Linked DNA regions of Homo sapiens: region 2 is linked to region 1. The links are chromatin contacts, found by POLR2A ChIA-PET in ENCODE. All regions are on one chromosome and are shown on one strand. Each heading gives the region's core, a stretch centred on a gene start or an enhancer-like site at or near the end of the contact. The rest is flanking DNA. Distances are from core to core; before and after follow the strand shown. Region 1 overlaps UBE2R2 (ubiquitin conjugating enzyme E2 R2). Region 2 overlaps UBAP2 (ubiquitin associated protein 2).

Region 1 (6,851 bases), core at 3,424-5,923:
GAGAGAATGAAGCAGCAATATTTGAAAAGATAATGGCTATGAATTTTCTAAAACTAATGAAAGATAAAGAAGCTCAGTGAACCAAAGGCAGGAAAGAAAACCACACCCATGCACATCAAAGTTTAACTGTTGAAAACAAACACAAAGAGTAAATATTAAAAGCAGCCAAAAGAAAAAAGACATTACTTTAAATGCAGCAATAATAGCATTACTAAAAGAAATTAAGCAAGCCAGGGCCGGGCGCAGTGGCACACGCCTCTAATCCCAGCACTTTGGGAGGCTGAAGCAGGAGATCACTTGAGGCCAGAGTTCAAGACCAGCCTGGCCAACATGCTGAAACCCCACCTCCACTAAAAATACAAAAATTAGCCGGGCATGGTGGCGCATGCCTGTAATCCCAGCTACTCGGGAGGCAGAGAAGGAAAATCGCCTGAATTCGGGTGGCAGGGGTTGCAGTGAGCCAAGATCATGCCACTGCACTTCAGACTGGGCAACAGAGTGATACTCTGTCTCAAATAAATAAATAAAGCCAGAAAACAATAAAATGAAAACTTCATAGTACTGAAAGGGGGAAAAAAACCCAGCCTATAATTTTATATCCAGAAAAAAAAAAACCTTCAAAAAAAAAAAAAGCAAAATAAAGATGTTTTCAGGCAAATAAAAACTGAGACGGGTTGTTGACAGCAGATCTGCACTATAAAAATTATTAAAAGTTCACTAAGCTGAAGGAAAATCTCTCAGATAAAAGTACCACTTCAGGAAGAAATGAGAAACACTGTTAAGGAAAATATGTGGTTAAAATCAAAAGAATAATATTTGTGACACATAAAAACTATATAAAACTCAATAAATAAAGTTTTATTGGAAAACAACCATACTCATTCATTTATAACTTATCTGTGGCTGCTTTAATGCTACAATGGCAGAGTTTAGCAGTTGCAAGAGACCATATGTGGTGTTCTCATCACTTCACACTGCTGCATGATATACTACAAAATTACAGTGATATAGTAGCTATATTTGACAACGTTTTGAGAGCCACACATAATGCTGTACTGGGATATTTTATTTTTTATTGTCATTGCTTAACCCATCATATTAAAACCAAAAAAGAGAGAGAGAGAGAAAAGTGGACTTGAAATGTCATACTTTTAGGCGCAAGGAATGTTTTGTCAAATTAGATGACAAAGCATTGTCTTTATTATGCAATGACAATGTAACTATCCTAAAAAAAATACACTATTCATAGACATTACCAAATTACACTCATCACACAACAGTACCTAACTCACGGGAAAATAGTAGCAAAAAATTAGAATATTTTATTTTATTTTTGAGATGGAGTTTCGCTGTTACCTAGGCTAGAGTGCAGTGGTGCAATCTTGGCTCAGAGCAACCTCTGCTTCCTGGGTTCAAGTGATTCCCCTGCCTGAGCCTCCCAAGAAGTTGGGATTACAGGCTCGTGCCACCACACCTGGCTAATTTTTGTATTTTTTTTTTTTTTTGAGACGGAGTCTTGCTGTCACCCAGGCTGGAGGGCAGTGGCGTGATCTTGGCTCACCGCAAGCTCCACCTCCCGAGTTCACGCCATTTTCCTGCCTCAGCCTCCCGAGTAGCTGGAACTACAGGTACCCGCCACCTTGCCTAATTTTTTGTATTTTCAGTAGAGACGGGGTTTCACCATGGTCTTGATCTCCTGACCTCGTGATCCGCCCACCTCGGCCTCCCAAAGTGCTGGAATTACAGGCGTGAGCCACCGCGCCCAGCCAATTTTTGTATTTTTAGTAGAGACAGAGTTTCGCCATGTTGGCCAGGCTGGTCTCGAACTCCTGACCTCAGATGATCTGCCCGACTCAGCCTCCCAAAGTGCTGGGATTACAGGCGTGAGCTACTGTACCCGGCCTAGAAAATTCTAAATGAAGTATCTTATCACAGTAGAATTTCTTCATAAAATAATGAAAATAAAACAGCAACTAAATTAGGTGGATGGCTCATTTGTTAGCCTATCAAGAACCACTTACTAATGATTAGTTCATTAAATCATGTTTGATTATACCAGTCAAAGAAATGTATCCAGGCCAAGCTGGGTGCGGTGGCTCACGCCTATAATCCCAGCACTTTGGGAGGCCGAGGTGGGCAGATCACGAGGTCAGGAGATCAAGATCATTCTGGCTAACACAGTGAAACCCCGTCTCTACTAAAAAAATAGAAAAAATGAGCCGGGTGTGGTGGCGGGCGCCTGTAGTCACAGCTACTCGGGAGGCTGAGGCAGGAGAATGGCGTGAACCCGGGAGGCGGAGCTTGCAGTGAGCCAAGATCGTGCCACTGAACTCCAGCCTGGGTGACAGAGCAAGACTCCGTCTAAAAAAAAAAAAAAAGATTGTGCCACTGCACTCCAGCCTGGGCAACAAGAGTGAAACTCCGTCTCAAAAACAAAAAAGAAAAAAAGGAATGTGTCCAGAGGAAATAAGATTATTAGCTTTTTGGTGAGAACAGTTGCTCAGCAAGCTGAGGATACTGTAAGCAACATCAACAGTTGATTAAAAACCAAGGCAATGAAGGCAGGGCTTGGTGGCTCACACCTATAATCTCAGCACTTTGGAAGGTCGAGGCAGGCGGATCATTTGAGGTCAGGAGTTCAAGACCAGCCTGACCAACATGGTGAAACCCCGTCTCTACTAACAATACAAAAAAATTATCCAGGCGTGGTGGCACACGCCTGTAATCCCAGCTACTCCGGAGGGTGAGGCAAGAGAATCGCTTGAACCCGGGAGGTGGAAGTTGCAGTGAGCCAAGATCACACCACTACACTCCAGCCTGGGCCACAGAGCAAGACTGTCTCAGAAAAAGAAAAAAAAAGGCAAATGATTTTGAGTGGTTTTCCTTGGCTCTAGAGGACTCAACATATGTTACTGATACAGCTCAGTTGTTTATTTGAGCAGTCAATACAGACTTCGAAGTGACTGAATAATTAGCCTCTCTAATGAATGTTTGGAACAACACCACCAAGAATATTTTCAAACTTGAATAAACACTAATTCAGTTCAACCTTAAATGGAATCTGCTAAAGAAACATTACAACTGATGGTAAAAAAAAAAAAAAAAAAAAAAAATAGATGTGGGACAGCTAGGCGTGGTGGCTCACGCCTGTAATCCCAGCACTTTGGGAGGCTGAGTCGGGCGGATCATCTGAAGTCAGGAGTTCGAGACCAGCCTGACCAACATGGTGAAGACCTGTCTCTACTGAAAATACAAAATCAGCTGGGCATGGTGGCGCACACCTGTAATCCCAGCTACTGGGGAGGCTGAGGCAGAAGAATCGCTTGAACCCGGGAGGCGAAGGTTGCAGTCAGCGGAGATCGCGCCACTGCACTCCAGCCTGGGCGACAAGAGTGAAACTCTCTCAAAAATACTTATATATATGTGTGTGTGGAACAGAAAAAGGCTTATTAATTGGACAAATTAATAAAACTTATGAAAATATAAAATGTAATAAAGTGTTTCAAGCTTATGGTTACTCACTGTATTATTCATCAGCAGGTACTGATGGCAGTGATGTTTTAACTGCAATTTTTTGAGCTTGGGATCAAGACAAATTTTTCTGAAGAAGTAACCTCAACTATCATTATAGAATACTAAATGGCCTTGGAAATCAGCTTTTTTACTGCAAGGTTGATAATACCTCTTAATAGATTTTTAAACTAAAATTATATGACAAATAGCACTTATGTACAAAACTTATGCAGTGGTAAAACCCAAAATATTTGGATGAAAACAAAGGTTGTCTGAATTATAAGTAATGTCAAACATCTCTATAAACTTCCTGTCTTAAACAAAAGTTAAAACAAGAAGTAGGCTGGGCGCAGTGGCTCACGCCTGTAATCCCAGCACTCTGAGAGGCCAAGGCAGATCATTTGAGGTCAGGAGTTCAAGATCAGCCTGGACAACATGGTGAAACCCCATCTCTACCAAAAATACTAAAATTAGCCAGGTGTGGTGGCGCGAGCCTATAATCCCAGCTACTAGGGGGGCTGAGGCAGGAGGATCGCTCAAACCCAGGAGGCAGAGGTTGCAGTGAGCTGAGATCATGCCACTTCCCTCTAGCCTGGGAGACATAGCCAGACTCCATCTCAAAAAAAAAAACAAAAAAGTTAAAACAAGAAGTAAAACCTCCATTTCCAGACAAATTTGCTATGAATGTATTTTCCTTTTTTTCTACTTGCTGCATTACTACTAATGAAGTAAGTTGAGTGATTTTTTTTTTAAAAAGAGGTCTGCTTGCCTGGGCATGGTGGCTCACACCTGTAATCCCAGCACTTTGCAAGCCCAAGGTGGGCAAACCACCTGAGGTTAGGAGTTCGAGACCAGCCTGGCCAACATGGTGAAACCCCATCTCTACTAAAAATACAAAAATTAGCTGGGCGGGATGGCGCATGTCTGTAATCCCAGCTATTTGGGAGGCTGAGGCAGAAGAATCGCTTCACCCCCAGGAGGTGGAGGTTGCAGTGAGCCAAGATCGTGCCACTGCACTCCAGCCTGGGCGACAGAGCAAGACTCTGTCTTAAAAAAAAAAAAAAAAAAAAAAAGTGGTCTGTTTTTTTTTTTTTGTAAACACGGTCTCACAACTGTCACTCAGGCTGCCATGCAGTAGCACGATCACAGCCTGGGCTCAAGCCATCCTCCCACCTCAGCCTTCCAAGTAGCTGGAACTACAGGCATGTGTCATGGCATGTGGCTAGAATATATTTCCTGAGCTCAAATTGCAGCTTCAGCAGTGTTTTTCAGACCTTCAGCCAAGTACAAAAGGAAATTTATATACATCAAAATCCAGTTAACTGTGCAATTGTAGCGCTTCCACGTACTCTTTAATTGGAAGTGATTAATCTACACTACAATGGCATGCTAAAAAGCAAATATCAAGAGAAGAATCTAACAGAATTCTATATACTCCCTCCCAAGCAATAAATATCACAATGAAAATCATATGCCCATGTACTAGTATCTGCATTTAGCAGTACCAATCTGTATGAAGACATTTTCAAAGAGGAAATCTCATTCGAGATCAACATGAGCAATCCATTTTAATGAAAACAATAACCTTATTAAGTGATGCAATTATCCATCCCTCCAAAATTAATTCAATTCTTAATGAGACCTGCATTACCAAAAAAAAAATTTCAATTATTTTTATTTGAATTTTGTCAATACAAATTGGTGGAAATTTATCTTCTCTCTTGTAATATAAATCTGTCACCCCAGGCTGGAGTGCAGTGCCATAAGGCTCACTGCAGCCGCAACCTCCCAGGCTCAGGTGATCCTCCTACCTCAGCCTTCCGCGTATCTGGGACTACAGGTGTGCACCACCATGCCCAGCTAATTTTTTTTTATTTTTGTGGAAACAAGGTCTCACTATGTCACTCAGGCTGGTGGAGAATTCCTGGGCTCAAGTGATCCTCTGACCTCGGCCTTCCAAAGTGCTGGGATTACAAGTATGAGCCACTTTGCCCACCCTAAATATAGTATCTTTAATTTTGCCTCCGGGCCTGCAAAAATTAAAACATCTGCTACCTGGCCTTTTACAGAAAAAGAATGCCAGCCACTGAACTATATAATTACTTACAGAATAAAAACAAATTAAGGTTGAAAGAGAATATTGCATGTAATGAATAATCTGACAAGATAGATATAATACAGATATGATGATGTCGGGGGGTGATGAGGACAGCATACATGAAACAATTTATGCAACTATTCTCAGCAATCACATTGGTTATGGTATTATTAGTATTGCTATTCTGAGACTACTGTGTAATATACGAGAAAACAAGCGAGTAATTAATAATGAGGATATTCTAGTTCATTATTCCCTATCCTTGAGAACCAGAATTTTTAACATGGAAAAATATACACCGATGTATTATAATACAGAAGTGGTTAAGTTTTATAAAAAAGCATGTGTACAGATATACACATATACATATATATCACCCATAACTCTGTCCTAGAAACAATGACAACTCACAGCAGCAATAATCTCTAAGGTCCATATTAGGCGCCCTAAATACCTCTGCCACTAAAACCAGGGCTTGTTGAAGAAATAATAGGTTATAAATCTGGGGTAGAAACTGTAAAAGATAAGCCTGCAACACCTGGTCATACCAGATAGCAAAGATGCTACGAAAACTACAAGAAGTAGACCAAGTCATTCAGGAGTCAACTTGAAGAAGCTCCAACTGGCCAAAGACATAAGGCTGGGCGCAGTGGCTCACGCCCGTAATCCCAGCACTTTGGGAGGCCGAGGCAGGTGGAACACCTGAGGTCAGGAGTTCGAGACCAGCCTGGCCAACATGGTGAAACTCCGTCTCTACTAATAATCCAAAAATTAGCCAGGCATGGTGGCACACGCCTGTAATCCCAGCTACTCGGGAGGCTGAATCAGAATAGCTTGAACCCGGGAGGCAGAGGTTGCAGTGAGCCGAGATCGCACCACTGCACACCAGCCTGGGGGATAAAGCAAGACTTCGTCTCAAAAAAAAAAAAATCAGGCGTGGTGGCAGGTGCTTATAATTCCAGCTACTCGAGAGGTTGAGGCAGGAGAATTGCTTGAACCCGGGGGGCAGAGGTTGCAGTGAGTTGCGATGGCCCCACTTCACTCCAGCCTGGGTGAAAGAGTGAAACTCCATCTCAAAAAAATTAATTAATTAAATTAAATTAAATAGCTGGTTCTCTTAGAGAATAATAGGGAACTAAGTCACTATTTTGAAAAAAGAATAAATAAAGGCAAAGAATCAAGTATATATCCTACCTTTCCTATATAACTGTGCCACTGGATAACTGAACAGCAGGTAAGC
Region 2 (6,154 bases), core at 911-3,410, 100 kb before region 1:
TGTATTTGATCTTGCAGGGTCATCTCACACTGATCTCTTCTTTGACTGTACATCTTGTAATCATTAAAGATGAAGACTGTGGTTCACAGACTAGGAAAATAATGTGTTTTTGTTGGTCAAGCATATCTTTGTCATGTATTTCATGGCATTCCTCTTTAGTTTTTTTAAATAGTGATATTTAATTGTGAACTTATGACATCACTTTTTATTATTTTATTTTATTTTTATTTATTTATTTATTTATTTTTTGAGATGGAGTCTTGCTCTGTCGCCCAGGCTGTAGTGCAGTGGCGTGATCTCTGCTCACTACAAGCTCCGCCTCCTGGGTTCATGCCATTCTCCTGCCTCAGTCTCCCGAGTAGCTGGGACTACAAGCGCCTGCCAAAACTCCCGGCTAATTTTTTTGTATTTTTAGTAGAGCCGGGGTTTCACTGTGGTAGCCAGAATGGTCTCAATCTGCTGACCTCGTGATCCGCCTGACCTTGTAATCCACCTACCTTGGCCTCCCAAAGTGTTGGGATTACAGGCGTGAGCCACCGCGCCCGGCCAACATCACGTTTTTAAAAATTGATTTCTTCAAATTCATGGCAAATATTTCCCTTCCCTTTAACTTCTTATGTCAGAATGAGGAAGGATAGCTGCATTTATTTAGTCAGTTTTCATTGCATAGTAATATTTTCATGTAGTATTTTCTAAGTTATATTTTAGTAATTCATATGTTTTAGATTATAGGTTTTAACATACTTGTGAAAATACTTGATATGTTTTAAAGCCTTGGGCAGAAATTCTGTATTGTTGAGGATTTGTTCTTTTATCCCCCTTTTAAAGTCATCCGTCCTTGGCTCAGGATTTGGAGAGCTTGCACCACCAAAAATGGCAAACATCACCAGCTCCCAGATTTTGGACCAGTTGAAAGCTCCGAGTTTGGGCCAGTTTACCACCACCCCAAGTACACAGCAGAATAGTACAAGTCACCCTACAACTACTACTTCTTGGGACCTCAAGCCCCCAACATCCCAGTCCTCAGTCCTCAGTCATCTTGGTAGGTATACATTGTTTGTGGGTTTGCCCCTACTGAGGACGTTTCAAGCTTTGGCAGAGTGTGTTGACTTGTGAAGACTAATGTGGAATTTGTCCAGAGATGTTTCTTTTTAGTAGAACTCTTGCAGTTTCTCAGTTAAATCAGTCTTCCTTTGTTATACAATACTTGCATTTATTTGTTTTTGTTGTTGTTCTTGATAGTTTCATTATTGTTGGTAGTAATTGTGGTGGTAGTACATGCCTTGAAAAGTATGGTAAAAGCATGCAAATATGAACATCTAACACTTTGTGTAAATGCATGGACAGAATTTTCTGAGCTCTCTTAGAAGAGGGTGGTGATAGAACATAGAATGTGGAAAACATTTTAAGACTTTTTTTTTTTTTTTTTTTTTTGAGATGGGGTCTTCCTGTGCTGCGTAGGCTGATCTCCACCTCCTGGCCTCAAGCAGTCTTTTAATCTCAGCCTTCTGAGTAACTGGGATTATAGATGTGCACCACTGTATCCAGCCTAGACAATATTTTACTCTATTATTTTATTTTTTTTTTTTTTGAGTCAGGATCTTGCTCTGTTGCACAGGCTGGAGTACAGTGGCACAGTAACGCGTCACTGCCATCTTGACCTCCCAGGCTCAGTCCATCCTCCCACCTCAGCCTCTCTAGTAGGTGGGACTATAGGCACATGCCGTCACTCCTGGCTGATTTTTTTGTATTTTTTTAATGTGACAGGGGTTTGCCATGTTGCCCAGGCTGGTCTGGAACTCCTGGACTAAGGTGATCTGCCCACCTCGGCCTCCAAAAGTGCTGAGATCACAGGTGTGAGCCACCACGCCCGGCCTGGACAGTATTTTAACTATCACACTCTCATGCTTTCTCATTCTAACATTTTGAAGTATCAACTATGATTTCATCAACCTTTACATTCCGTGGTTTGTATTGTAAAGGTCCCATGTGTAGACTGGATGTTTTCTAAACTAAACTCCCACAGAAATTGTGACATTAAGCCACCATTCCCCACCAGCACTCACATGCCACACTGTATTAAGGAATAGCAGGGGATTTCATTCATTGTGGAGCTGGCCATGTGGGCTGGTTTATGGTTAGGGCATATAGAGAGACAGGGAAGCATATTCCTCTGTTCTGTGAAATGACTTACTGTGTTGGAAGTACATGAGACCACTCCGGGGTTTGAAGCGATGTCTACCAAGGGAAATCATTAGAGACTCAGTGCCCAAAGTTTTTGCTGGGGCAAGAAATGTAGGTACCCTGTGCCTACATTTTTTGCTATAGCACATAGCAAAATTACAGATTCCTAGAAGGAAAGCAGATGTTGAGCATAAACCACATTGTTTATACAGACATTCTTAGCACAGTGAGCCACTCTTAATAGGTTAGTGTGTTGGCACCCTTTGCCAAGTACATACCAGCAGTCCAAATTCTCAGACATTAGCCAAGGTCCAGTCATCAAGCAGGCCTTTTTGAGAGGAATTGTAGGTCCCTATATTAACTTTTTCTGCACACATAACTAGTGAGTGATAGGACTTTTTAGATAGAACCATGCTATTCCCATATTCTTTATAAAACCTGTGTGTTTGGTGCATGCCTATAATACCAAGTTCAAAAATGAATGCGCCTAAACCAGCTCTGCCATTTGTTTTTTTTTAAATTAAATTCTGTTGACACTCAGCTAGCTGGGCACAGTGGCTCATGTAATCCCAGCACTTGGGGAGGCAGAAGGAGGAGGATTGCTTGAGCAGGAGTTCGAGACCAGCCTGGGCAACGTGATGAGACACAAAGGCTAAAATATTAGGTTGTTGTACTATCTGGCCCCATAGAGAAAAAGAGGGCCAACCTCTGTCCCATATGGTAGAACTGGCTTTTCAAATCAGTAGTGAAAAAACGCTTTATTAAAACCGTTTGAAAAATGAAGTTGGATCTCTATGCCAAAATGCCAGTGGGTCAGATAGTTAAACATAAATAGTGAATCTAGAACTATAATAGAGAAAACACAGGAGAATTTTTTTGTTGTTCTGTGTGAGGGAGACCTTTCTGGGTATGGCAGAAAACACCAAATTAGGCAGACAAACAATGAAAAAAATACTCAAAATTTGTATCATAGACAAAAAGAGTTAATTTCCTTAATATAAAAAGAGTAAAAATAAAGCAGATCAACAAACAGGTTAAAAAACTGGCTAAAGAGATAAGAACAGTCTATAAGTAAAGAACACTTAAGTATATGAAATGATACTTAGCACATTTGTATCATTTTAGTTTGTATTTTTTAATACCATTTTCCACCAATTAAACCAGGAGATTCAAAAGTGTTTGATATTAGAGTGTGTTAAAAAGGATGTGTTCTATCTGTGGACAGTAATTTTATAATATTTATCAAAATTCAAAATATATTTACCCTGTGAAGGGGCAACTTTATCCTACCAGTTGATCCTACAGGTATACTTGTACTTGCACAAAATATCTTACATACAAATGTATTCATTAGTGCATTGCTTTTAATAGCATAAGATTTGACCTAAAAGTCCATTAATATAGTACTGGTTTTATAAAATGATACCTATGTGTACTAGATTTCTGTGTAGTCACCAAAATGAGTATGAAGTAGCTCTTTGAACATTAATGTGAGACACTCAATGGAAATTAAATGATTTGTGAGACAGTAAGGTATATAGTGTGTGTATATATATGTCTGTCTGTCTGTCTGTCTATATATATTGTGATATAGTATCTCTGAAAGAGACATTCAGGAAAACCGGGTACAGTGTTTGCCTTTGTGGAGCAAGTATGGGAGAGTGGTGTGGAAGAGAAACATAATATTCGTCATACATATTCTTGTATCTATTGGATTTTGTTTTTTGTTTGTTTGTTTGTCACCCAGTCTGTCACCCAGGCTGGAGTGCAGTGGCGCCATCTCAGCTCACTGCAAGCTCCGCCTCCCGGGTTCACGTCATAGGGCCTGCCTCAGCCTCCCGAGTAGCTGGGACTACAGGTGCCCACCACCACACCCGGCTAATTTTTTTGTATTTTTAGTAGAGATGGGGTTTCACCATGTTAGCCAGGATGGTCTTGATCTCCTGACTTCGTGATCTGCCTGCCTCGGCCTCCCAAAGTGTTGGGATTACAGGCGTGAGCCACTGCGCCCAGCCATCTTTTGGATTTTGTAACATCATATATATATATATATCAATTAGTCCAAAAACTTAATAAGTTTTTTTTTTTTTAATTTTTGGATGAAGACATGGTCTTGTTTTGTCATCCAGGCTGGAATGCAGTGGTGCAATCATAGCTCACTGCAGCCTTGTACTCCTGGGCTAAAGCAATCCTCCCACCTCAGCCTCCCAAAGTGCTGGCATTATAGGCATGAGTGACTGTGCCTGGCTCAAATTTTTAACAGTTATGTAGAAAATCCATAAAATAATAAAAGTATGATTCTCTGTTAGCTAATGGTCAGGTGTGTATAGCACCATAATATTGTTCTCACGAGTTCATCACTCCCTATGCTTAAACATAAACCAAATCTCTCTGGATAGGAAACAAGGTGTGTACCCATTTAGGAACTTTTCCCGTTTATCATAAATGAAGTGTTACACATAGTGTGTGTAAAACCTAAGAAATTCAACTGGAAATGATTTGGAGAAATTGGTGGTAATAGAACACTTCATGTTCTATTGAAGAACATTGTGAAGCCATTATGCCTCATTAATTGCTGCTTACTTTTTTTAGACTTCAAATCTCAACCTGAGCCATCCCCAGTTCTTAGCCAGTTGAGCCAGCGACAACAGCACCAGAGCCAGGCAGTCACTGTTCCTCCTCCTGGTTTGGAGTCCTTTCCTTCCCAGGCAAAACTTCGAGAATCAACACCTGGAGACAGTCCCTCCACTGTGAACAAGCTTTTGCAGCTTCCCAGCACGACCATTGAAAATATCTCTGTGTCTGTCCACCAGCCACAGCCCAAACACATCAAACTTGCTAAGCGGCGGATACCCCCAGCTTCTAAGGTGGGCATTTCATCATGAAGTCACCGTCCTAAAGCTGGAATTATTTTTACATTCAGCTCTAGTGGGATACTAAGTTTTGGAAACTGGGGTACAGTGTTTTTCAAGCACATAGCTTATTGATTGCATAATAAGGATATGGCCATTTCTGAGTGACCAGACTAGTATTAGAGGGAATGGGTTTGTGCTGAGAGCCACAGATCCTTATTTCAAGTACAGATTTGAAGATCTGGCTCAGAGAACTGTTGTTCTTGAGGGTTTTGCTGTATCCCATAGTTGGAGGATGCATGGTTCCTTGACCAGGTGATACTTTCATCATTGGTGAGTCCCCAAAAATAGAGTAGTCAGCTCAGTGTTCACTTCCCACCCACCATCACAACTCCCCCGCATTGCTCTTAGATGCAGGTGGTGATATTAATGCCAACCATTCCTGTTTAACTTTTAATTTCTCCTTTTTTTTTTTAAATGAGACAGGGTCTCGCCGTGTTGTCCAGGCTGGTCTTGAACTCCTGGGTGCAAATGATCCTCCTGTCTTGGCCTCCCAAAGTCCTGGGATTACAGGCATGAGCCACCATGCCCAGCCAACTTTTAATTTTTCTTAGCTTGTTTTTTTTCTTTCTCTTTTTAGAAAAGTCTTAGCCTATTTTCTCCTTGTTTCTCACTCCTTCTTCTTGCCAGTATTGCCTGGGAACCTAAATGCTTGTTTGGCTCTGTTATAGGCCTTTGTGACCTGGAATCTGTGACCTCTGTTCCTGACACGACAGCTTTGCTTTTTCAGATCCCAGCTTCTGCAGTGGAAATGCCTGGTTCAGCAGATGTCACAGGATTAAATGTGCAGTTTGGGGCTCTGGAATTTGGGTCAGAACCTTCTCTCTCTGAATTTGGATCAGCTCCAAGCAGTGAAAATAGTAATCAGATTCCCATCAGCTTGTATTCGAAGTCTTTAAGGTACTGAATTTAGTCCTTTGTTATGAAGCAAAATAGACCCTAAGAGAGATCAACTGGTGGAAAAGAATACATCCTGTGGTAATAGCTATCCTCAGTGTTTATCCAGACCTTCCATCATCTCCATAAGAAACCCCATACCTGTAGCAGACAGTCTCAGT

Evidence for each region. ChIA-PET counts read pairs that join two places held with the same protein, here RNA polymerase II (POLR2A).
Region 2: POLR2A ChIA-PET joins it to region 1 with 11 read pairs in WTC11. The contact joins two enhancer-like sites. POLR2A ChIA-PET finds 5 or more read pairs at or near these places in 7 of 52 experiments (B cell, H1, PC-9 and 4 more).

The regions. Positions count from the first base shown.
Region 1 is chr9:33,840,778-33,847,628 of GRCh38, reverse strand. All of the region lies in intron 1 of UBE2R2 (ubiquitin conjugating enzyme E2 R2), which reads right to left. Among named protein-coding and RNA genes, the nearest start is that of UBE2R2-AS1, 25 kb to the right of the region's middle. RefSeq lists silencers at 3,841-3,920, 3,961-4,020. Within about 2 kb of position 4,673, at least 7 of the 41 ENCODE cell types and tissues checked have a DNase peak (open chromatin) inside an H3K27ac peak, as active enhancers do.
Region 2 is chr9:33,943,262-33,949,415 of GRCh38, reverse strand. It overlaps UBAP2 (ubiquitin associated protein 2), which reads left to right. Exons shown (of 29, transcript NM_001370062.2): 13 at 829-1,042; 14 at 4,777-5,051; 15 at 5,827-5,996. Among named protein-coding and RNA genes, the nearest start is that of SNORD121A, 6.5 kb to the left of the region's middle. Within about 2 kb of position 2,160, at least 3 of the 41 ENCODE cell types and tissues checked have a DNase peak (open chromatin) inside an H3K27ac peak, as active enhancers do.